Regions from separate parts of the Homo sapiens genome. Here region 2 is linked to region 1. Evidence: read pairs that join two places in POLR2A ChIA-PET (ENCODE). Cell type or tissue: OCI-LY7. All regions are shown on one strand.

What was found. ChIA-PET counts read pairs that join two places held together with the same protein. Peaks named below come from ENCODE experiments on the same cell type or tissue, not always from the same donor. Only the 100,000 strongest peaks of a DNase experiment are listed, where the experiment ranks them.
Region 2: POLR2A ChIA-PET joins it to region 1 with 7 read pairs; 2 of 35 experiments call an interaction of 5 or more read pairs at or near these places.

Annotation. Positions count from the first base shown.
Region 1 is chr5:527,840-532,839 of GRCh38, forward strand. No RefSeq gene overlaps it. Among named protein-coding and RNA genes, the nearest start is that of MIR4456, 5.5 kb to the right of the region's middle. In OCI-LY7, no CTCF peak of the experiment used is centred here; a DNase peak (open chromatin) is centred at 2,312.
Region 2 is chr5:761,110-766,109 of GRCh38, forward strand. The region is part of intron 4 of ZDHHC11B (zDHHC palmitoyltransferase 11B (putative)); the gene reads right to left. Among named protein-coding and RNA genes, the nearest start is that of ZDHHC11B, 21 kb to the right of the region's middle. In OCI-LY7, no CTCF peak of the experiment used is centred here; no DNase peak of the experiment used is centred here.

The sequences.
Region 1 (5,000 bases):
GCCACTCTTATTGGTTGTTGGATCCGGGGGATACAAATGTCTTTCTCAAAAGCAGATTAGAGCTCAGCCCTTCCCTTCCCGGGTGGCCTCTGAGGCCTCAGGTGGGACCTTTCCTCTTCTTCAGAGATGGACAGACTCTTGACCAGCCTGGAGCTGGAGGGCCTGCAGGACTTGAGGCCCGCGCTCTGGTCCGTCCTGTCCGTGTTGGGCCTGGGGTCTCCTCACCCGCGGAGACTCACCTTTCCTGGCTCCCTGAGGGCACCAGCCCGGGTTGGAGTCAGACCCCCCCACTGTGACACCCCTGCGGGGGTAGCTCAGGGCCTGTGTCTGAAGCGGCAGCTCCCCCCGTGGGTTGGGTGGGGAGTTCAGGGGCCCCGGGGTTGGGTGGGGAGCTCAGGGGCCCCGGGGTTGGGTGGGGAGCTCAGGGGCCGGGGGCTGCGCCGGGAGGGGCGAAGGGCTGGGGACGGCGCCGCAGGAGAGTCTCTGTGCCCCGCAGTCCACCCCAGGGCAATGGCGCGGGGGACCTGGCAAGGCCCGGCAGGCCCTCCCAGCACCGTCCCCGGCCGGCCCGTCAGTGCCCGTCGGGGTCGCGCGTCCTCCCTTCCGCCCTCGGGGACAGCCCGGCCGGCCACGCCGCCGAACTCGCCATGGGCCTCTCTCCGCATCCGCATGTGCATCCGCAACCGCTTCCGTCCCGCTGAGCGCACGAACCCTCTCGCTCCTGTCCCTCCCGCCCCGCCCGCCCCGCCCGCCCCGGACGCCTCTGCTGCGGTGTCTTAGCGGTCCGCGGACAGGCGACCTCCCCCGTGGACGCCCCTCTCCCGGCCGCCGCCCCGCCCCGCGCCCCGCTCCCCCGCGCCCCTGGGCCGAGACCTCCGGTCGCCTCGCCCCGTCTCCGGCCACGAAAGGCGCTGCGGACCTGGCGGTCACGCGCGAAGCCAGTGGCCTCCCCCCGCCCGGGGCTCCGGGATCCGGGCACCAACAGACCCGGAGGGACCGCGCCGCCCCGGGCAAACCCGCCCACCCCGTTGCCCAACACAACTGGAAGCACTAAAACCGAATCCAACCGTGTGCAGAGACCAGCCCAGCGCTCTGGGAGGCCCAGGCAGAAGGATCACTTGAGGCTGGGAGCTCGAGACCAGCCTGGGCCACATAGTGAGACCCTGTCTCTAAAAAACATAATAAAAAACAGTAGCCGAGTGGTGGCGCTCGCCTGTGGCCCCCGCATTTCGGGAGGGGAAACCCTTGGGAAACGTAGAATAGAAGCAGATTCCTTTAAGCTGATAGGTAGCATCTGTAAGGCCGGCAGGAGCAGGTGCTGGCACTCAGGAAGCCTCCTCTGAAGCAGGAACGTTTGCCACCTGCCCCCACCCTCAGCCTCATCTTTGGAGCAGGTGCTGGCACTCAGGAAGGCTCCTCTGAGGCAGGAACCTCGGCCACCGGCCCCCACCCTCAGCCCCATCTTCAGGATGCAAGACAGCTCCCGCCTGTAGGCAGCACAGAGGTCTTCCTCGCACACTCTCAGAACCGGCAAGAGTTAGCTCAGCAAGGCTGCTGGCTACAAAGCCAACAAGCCACCGTGAACTGGGTTTCTATGCACGAACAACACACTTTTTAGAAAATGAAAGCTAATTTAACAGTACTATTCATGCAGCATCAAAAATATGAAATACCTAGGAAAAAAAAATCTAGCAAGGGGTGTGGCGGAAATTTATAGGATAATTCAACAGTGAAACCAAATGGACATGGAGCTTTCTTTGTGGAAAGGTTTTAAATGATGGATTTAATTAATAAATATTAGGCTGTTTGGACTTTTCTTTTTGTGTCCATTTTGATAAATCATATTTTTTGACTTTTTGTCTTAATTCTGATAAATTGTACTTTTCAAGAAATGTGTTCATTGCATCAAAAATTCATGTTTATTGATGTAAAGCACATAATGTGATTGTAATCTCCCCTGTGTCCATAAGACTCTGCAGTGATGTCTCCCTTTTGTACCTCCTGGCGATGATTTTTGTTTTCTCTTTTTTAATGATCAACATTGCTGGGAGGTTTATCAACTTTATTCATCTTCTCACAGAACCAGATTTTGGTCTTGTTGATTTTCTCTGATTTATATCTGTCTTCTCTTTCATACATTTTACTATGATTTCCTTCCTTCTGCTTTGCCTTTATTTTGATGTCCTTTTTCTAGTTTCTTGAGCTGAAAGCATAGGTCATTGGTTTCAGCATTTCCCCTTTTTAAATGTGGAACTTTTTCAATAAGCTGTGGATTTCCCTTTGGTGGCTAGTTTTGCATATCCTGGAGGCTTTTTCATATGCTGTGTGTTCCTCATTCAGCTCAAGACATTGTATCCTGGACGCTTTTATATGCTGTGTGTTCCTCATTCAGCTCAAGACATTTTCTGATTTCTACTGTGGCTCCTTTGACATATGGGTTATTTAGAAGTGTGTTGCTTAATCCACAATTGCTTAATTTCTAAACATTTGGAGATTCTCCTCTTATCTTTCTCTTACTGAATCTACTGTAATTCCACTCAGCCCAGAGAACACAGGCTGTGTGACCTCAGTCCTCTTATGTTTGGCGAAAGGCGCTTTGCGGGAGGAACCTGGACCTCAGTCCTCTTATGTTTGGCGAAAGGCGCTTTGCGGGAGGAACCTGGACCTCAGTCCTCTTATGTTTGGCAAAAGGCGCTTTGTAGGAGGAACCTGGTCTGTGTGGGTGAATCTGCCTCAGTCATTGACGCAGTTCTGTGTTCTGTGCTCTGCTCAGACTCAACGGGACTCGTAGGATGCAGGGACGCAGAGCTCTAGGTGTGCTGGTTTGTTCCAGTTGGGTCTGAAAATCTTTATCTTCCAAGACCTTTTCTTAGTTAATAACATGCAGACGGCTGACGGCAGCCCCCCAGGATCCTCACGCTGCAGCTGAGCCTCTCCACCTGTGTGGGCAGCAAGGTTTCTCCCTCTCATCGCCCCCGTGCCCGCCATGCTCAGGGATGCGGCCTGTGCGCCCCGTCACGGCTTCAGACCTGCTCAGAGGAAAACGAGCTCACTCTGCTCTGGGTCCTTGGATGTGTTTTCTTCTGCCTCCTGGACTCGGTTCATTTCCCCATGGCGTCTTTATAATTTGCGTCCCTTCAGCAAATGTTTGCTTGAGCGGTGTTAGTTTCTGCATGAGGCACAGACGTACCCTCTGAATGCAGGCAGCACACGGGAAGCAGACCCTCGAGGGGGACGAATGTCAGAGGAGATGCGCAGGCAATTTGTGAGCGTGGAGTCGCCAGGAAGGAGAGATGCGGCCGGACTGGATGCCACATTCCACCACCCAGGCCGGCTCACCTCTGCGCGGCCGCGTTCCAAATCATTGTTCACACAGAATTTGGCTGCAGCGGGTGTCCTTGAGTCTCTCACACTTGAGTAATCATCCAGGTCTCCTCCTCCGGCTTCCTTTGAGGCCCTGGCCCCCCAGGGGCTCCGGCGTGTGTCCCCAGCAGACACTGCCTGGCCTGCCTGGCTCAGCCTTGCATCTACCCCCAGGGTGTGTTTGCCCCTCCTCCACGAGATGCGCTCTTGTCCTCCCTCTCCTCCCCTCCAGGGACCCTCCAGAGGCTCGTTCACTGCCTGGAGACACAGCGACAGCCCTCGCCACTAGCTGGAGGCTGGTGCTGGTGTGGGGCCTCAGACCCCTAGAAACACCGGGAAGTCAGGTGGAGCTGCGGGAGCTGAGACCTGGAGCAGGTGGCTGGCCGAGCCGGCACTGCCCTCACTTGGCATGGACCAGTCTTACTGTGCCTTGGAGCACCCCCCGCAGAGCAAGGGTGGTGAGTCCCTTGGCTACAGGGCTGGGCACGCTCTAGGTGGTTGACACGTGTGTGCACCAGGTGTGCAGTGGGCAGGCACCATCACACTTGCCGCTATTCACCGGCGGGCATTCCCACCTGCCAGTGGGGGTGGCTCTGGCTGGGGTCACCTCTGTGCCTGCCCCACAGCCCTTCCACTCTGCCTCCATAGAAACAGCTGGAGATGGACGGAATTGCTCTCTCAGGCAGCTGTTCAGTCAATCTTAGCTCACGCTGGATCCCAGATCTGTCCCTCCCCAGGAGCGCTCAGCTCTCCACTCTGCCCCATCCTGCAGCTTCGGCTTTGACTCAGACAGGCCGGGAGATCCCTGGTATTTCTGGTCAGATGCCTGCCGTGGGGAGAAGAAGAAAACTCTGGAGCTGGCTAGGCCCAGGTCCTCACCAGGCTTGGGCAAGGTCTCCTGGACATCGACGGGCCTCACTTTCCCCATTCGGCTGTGGTGATGCACGCTGTGAAAGGCTCTGAGCTGGACCAGGGTCTCAGTTTCCCCTATGTGGTTGGGGCACATGTTGTGAGCAGCTCTGAGCTTGACCAGGGCCTCAGTTTCCCCTATGTGGTTGGGGCACATGTTGTGAGCAGCTCTGAGCTGGACCAGGGCCTCAGTTTCCCCTATGTGATTGGGGCACATGTTGTGAGCAGCTCTGAGCTGGACCAGGGCCTCAGTTTCCCCTATGTGGTTGGGGCACATGTTGTGAGCAGCTCTGAGCTCGACCAGGGCCTCAGTTTCCCCTATGTGATTGGGGCACATGTTGTGAGCAGCTCTGAGCTGGACCAGGGCCTCAGTTTCCCCACGTGGCTTTGGCACACGCTGTGAGTGGCTCTGAGCTGGACCAGGGCCTTTCCCATGCCATGTACCTCAGTGCGTCCCTGAAACTGTCAGAGTGACCTGAGTGACCTGTGTCAGGCGGTGACCGCCCAGCCCTTGCACCTCAGACCTCCTGGATGGAGAGGACACTCAGCTCACAGGGCAGTCTGACGAGAAGCCTCTGGAGCTGTGGAATGGCTCAGGCTGCCGGACTGGGGGCCAGGTCCCCTTCGGCCTGAAAACAGCCGCCATCTCAGCTGGCCGGGAGCCCCGCCTTGCCTGGAGTTCAGTGGTATCAGGCCAGGCTCAGAGCAAACACGGCCTGAAAGCCGTG
Region 2 (5,000 bases), 230 kb after region 1:
TGTCAAGCACATCTGGGGGCTGTTGGAGAATGTTGGCGTGGACTGCCTTGACCACGGTCCGATCACAGCCTGTCTTCTCACCTGCCATGAAGGTGCAATACAGGAGGACACCCGTGTCTGGAGGGCATGTGCTAGAGCAGGGAGGTGGGCCGTGCAGCACAGGGTTAGTGACTGTGGGCTTTAGTGACATCCTCATCCCTCACTGCAGGACACCCGGGGCCAATGGGGCTGCCATGCAGCTCTGTGGGTCTGTGGATTTCTGGGCCCTGGAGGTGGGGGAGGCCATCTAGGACCCAGGCTTTGGGGGTATGGGGACTCAGGGATGTAGGTGGAGAACTCGGAGGCTGGGCCACAGCAGAAGCTGGGCCAATGGCAGGGGATCTTGGGGAATGCCAGCAGGGCCACAGGGCACACCTTGGGCCTGGCAGAGAGAGGCCACTACTCAGAACTATGACCTGTCCTCCTGATGAGTGGAGGGGCGCAAGGCTGGCAGTGTGTGCCGGGTGGACACGTGGGTTGCCACGTTCCAGCACCTCCCATGGTAGAAGCCTGAACCCCCACATGTGTGTCCAGGCCTTAGAACCCCATGGAACCCCCACTCTGGTGACTGGGCACACTCAGGGCCTCTCAGAAAAGGCCTCTTGGGAAGTGAGCACTGCTTCCCTAAATCCCTTAGGATTGGGAAGGCCACGGAGCAGACAGGGGGACACAAAGTCTTCTACTCACAGCCCTGGACAGCCTCTCACAGACCAGACAGCCACCCCTAGCCCCAGACAGCCACTCACAGCCCTGGACAGACACTCCTAGCCCCAGACAGCCACTCAACTCACAGCCCTGGGCAGCCACTCACAGTCCTGGCTGGCCACTCACAGCCATGATGGCCACTCACAGCCAAGAGGGCCACTCAACTCACAGCCCTGGAGAGCCACTCACAGCCCTGGATGCCCACTTGCAGCCCAGACAGCCACTCACAGCCCAGACAGCCACTCATGGCCCCAGACAGTCACTCCCAGCCCCAGACGGCCACTCACAGCCCAGATGGCCACTCAACTCACAGCCCTGGACAGCCACTCACAGTCCCAGCCGGCCACTCACAGTCCCGGCCAGCCACTCACAGCCCAGATGGCCACTCCCAGCCCTGGACAGTCATGCCAGCTCCAGATGGCCACTCACAGCCTCAACGGCCACTCACAGCCCCAGACAGCCACCTACAAACAAGACGCAGGTTGCAAGAGGGATGCAGCAAGATAGCGCCCAGGATGAGTGTATGCCACAGTCAGCACCCACGTCTCTCACTAAAGCACATCCTTGGACCCCTGGCAAGGCTCTCTGTGAGACCAGCTGGACCCAGCCCATTTCAGACTTGTAGATAGGGTGTGGCCTGACCTCCCAAGGGAACTTTAGCTGCACAAGGCACCCCAAGACCCAGAGACTGAGCCCCAAATCCCCAGGGAGACACCCTTGAATCACTAAGCCAGATGGGGTGGTTGAATGAGAGGCCAAAAGCCTTACTGGCAGTGTGTATCTGTCTGTGCATGCCCGGGTCTGTGCATGTGCTCACAGAAAATACATAGCTTTAAACACACATTAAAAAGTAAGAAAGGTCTACAATCAATGACCTAAGTTTCCGTCTTAAGATGATAGAAAAAAAAGCAAAGTAAACCCAAGGTCAGTTGAAGGAAGTAGTAAAAATAAAAGCAGAATTTTTTTTTAATAGAATAAAAACAGGCAAACAATAGAGAAAATTAATAATTAAAAAGCTGACTCTTTTCAAGATCAATAAAAGGGATAAGCCCCAGGAAGACTGATGAAGAAGAGGTAGGAAGACACAAATGGCCAGGATAGTGAGGAAGGAAGGCGCAGCACTCAGACCCTACAGATGGGAAAAGGATTGTGGGAAACACTGTAAACACCTGTATTCCAAGAAATATGACAAATTACATGAAATACTCCAATTTCCTGAAAAACACAACCTATCAGCTAGGCGCGGTGGCTCACGCCTATAATCCCAGCACTTTGGGAGACCGAGGTGGGTGGATCACAAGGTCAGGAGTTCAAGACCAGACTGGCCAATATGGTGAAATCCTGTCTCCACTGAAAAATACAAAAATTAGCTGGGCGTGGTGGCACACACCTGTAGTCCCAGATACTCAGGAGGCTGGGACGGGAGGATTGTTTGAACCCAGGAGGCAGAGGTTGCAGTGAGTCGAGATCACACCACTGCACTCCAGCCTGGGTGACAAGAGTGAGACTCCCATCTCGGGAAAAAAAAAAAAAAGAAGAAGAAGAAGAAAAATACAACCTATGAAAATAGAAACAAGAAAACAGAGAAACAGAATAGCTTTTTTATCAAAGAAACTGAATTCATTATCAAAAGCCTTCCCACAAGGGAGACTGTTGCACTTGGGGAAAAATCCAGCCAAGTCTAGACTGAGGGGCCTCCTGTGGGCAAAGGCATCAGTTTCTCTGACCAGTCAAAGGCCTGGGAGCAAAACGGATGGAGGAAAGGGGGCTTCAGGGACACAGCAGCCCCATGGCACGTGGGCTCCTGATGTGAGCCACGCATCTGTAGAGACTTGTTTCGAAAATTGGGGAAATGGCCACATGGATAAGAACGAATACAGGATGTTAAGAAATGGCTATATAATTTTTAAGTGAGATATTTTTAAGTGAGATAAAGCATGGTGTTATAAAAATAAAAGTTTGTTAGACACAAACTGGAGCATTTACAGGTGAAATTTCCCGATGTCCGAGATTTTTAAAGGTTACTCGGATACACATGCATGTGAGATATAAAACAAGGTTAGCAAAAGCTTCACTGTTGAAGCAGGTGACTGGCACCTGCGGGTCCGCTTGACTGTACTCTCTACCTCTATAAACTGAAAGACGCCACAGGAACAAGTTTCAGGAAAGAGAGACATGGCCTTGCCCATGGCTGAGGCACTCAGGCTGGCAGGCTGCTGTCCTCATGGCACCTGCTCACTCTGCATCCAGCCCCTACACCTCCCTGCCTGCACCACAGCGATACACACCACGCTCACCATTTACCAGAGACTTGCCCGGGATGGCCCAGCCCAAGGACCACGCAGTGGTGTTGAGAGGTGACAGCACGCTGGCAGCCCTGGCAGCCCTCGCTCACTCTCGGCACCTCCTCGGCCTCGGTGCCCACTCTGGCCACACTCGAGGGGCCCTTCAGCCCACTGCTGCACTGTGGGAGTCCCTCTCTGGGCTGGCCGAGGCCAGAGCCGGCTCCCTCGGCTTGTGGGGAGGTATGAAGGGAGAGGCACAGGCGGGAACCCAGCACTAGTTCGGGGTGGGCATGGGCTCAGCGGGCCCTGCACTCAGAGCAGCCGGCCGGCACTGCCGGCCCCGGGCAGTGAGGGGCTTAGCACCTAGGCCAGCAGCTGTGGAGGGTGCGCCAGGTCCCCCAGGAGTGCTGGTCTGCTGTAGCTGTGCTCAATTCTCACTGGGCCTCAGCTGCCTCCCTGCGGGGCAGGGCTCAGGACCTGCAGCCCGCCATGCCTGAGCCTCCCCGCTGCCATGGGCTCCTGCGCAGCCCGAGCCTCCCCAGTGAGCACCGTCCCCTGCTCTGCGGCACCCGGTCCCATCCACCACCCAAGGGCTGAGGAGTGCGGGCACATGGCACGGGACTGGCAGGCAGCTCCACCTGCCCCCGGTGTGGGAGCCACTAGGTGAAGCCAGCTGGGCTCCTGAGTCTAGTGGGGACTTGGAGAACCTTTATGTCTAGCTAAGGGACTGTAAATACACCAATCAGCACCCTATGTCTAGCTCGAAGTTTGTAAATGCACCAATCAGCACTCTGTATCTAGCTAATCTGGTGGGGACTTGGAGAACCTTTATGTCTAGCTAAGGGACTGTAAATACACCAATCAGCACCCTATGTCTAGCTCGAAGTTTGTAAATGCACCAATCAGCACTCTGTATCTAGCTAATCTGGTGGGGACTTGGAGAACCTTTATGTCTAGCTAAGGGACTGTAAATACACCAATCAGCACCCTATGTCTAGCTCGAAGTTTGTAAATGCACCAATCAGCACTCTGTATCTAGCTAATCTGGTGGGGACTTGGAGAATCTTTATGTCTAGCTAAGGGATTGTAAATACACCAATCAGCACCCTATGTCTAGCTCGAGGTTTGTAAATGCACCAATCAGCACTCTGTATCTAGCTAATCTGGTGGGGACTTGGAGAATCTTTATGTCTAGCTAAGGGATTGTAAATACACCAATCAGCACTCTGTGTCTAGCTCAAGGTTTGTAAATGCACCAATCAGTGCTCTGTGGGGACTTGGAGAACTTTTGTGTCTAGCTTAGGGGTTGTAAACACACCAATCAGCACCCTGTCAAAACGGACCAATCAGCTCTCTGTAAAACAGACCAATCAGCTCTCTGTAAAATGAACCAATCAGCAGGATGTGGGTGGGGCCAGATAAGGGAATAAAAGCAGGCTGCTCAAGCCAGTAGCAGCAAACTGCTTGGGTTCTCTTCCACATTGTGGAAGTTTTGTTCTTTTGCTCTTTGCAATACATCTTGCTGCTGCTCACTCTTTGGCTCCGCACTGCCTTTATGAGCTCTAACACTCGCAGTGAAGGTCTGCAGCTTCATTCCTGAACCAGGGATACCCCAAACCACCAGAAGGAAGAAATTCTGAACACATCCAAACATCAGAAGGAACAAACTCCAGACACGCCGCCTTTAAGAACTGTAACACTCACCGCGAGGGTCTGCGGCTTCATTCTTGAAGTTGGTGAGACCAAGAACCCACCAGTTCCGGACACAGTGTCACCACTTCCCCACTGAGGAAGGCTCTAGTGAGAAATAACACATCCTACTTTCAGAAATATGGTTCCAGTGCCCCAAGGCACCGAACGCAGGCCAACTGTTCCCCAGGCCCCTTTGTCCCCACACATCCATGTCTCAGTGACCCTAGGGGGCCTGGGGTTTCTCAACTGAATGCCATGGTCAGCTGGAGGTAGTGCAGA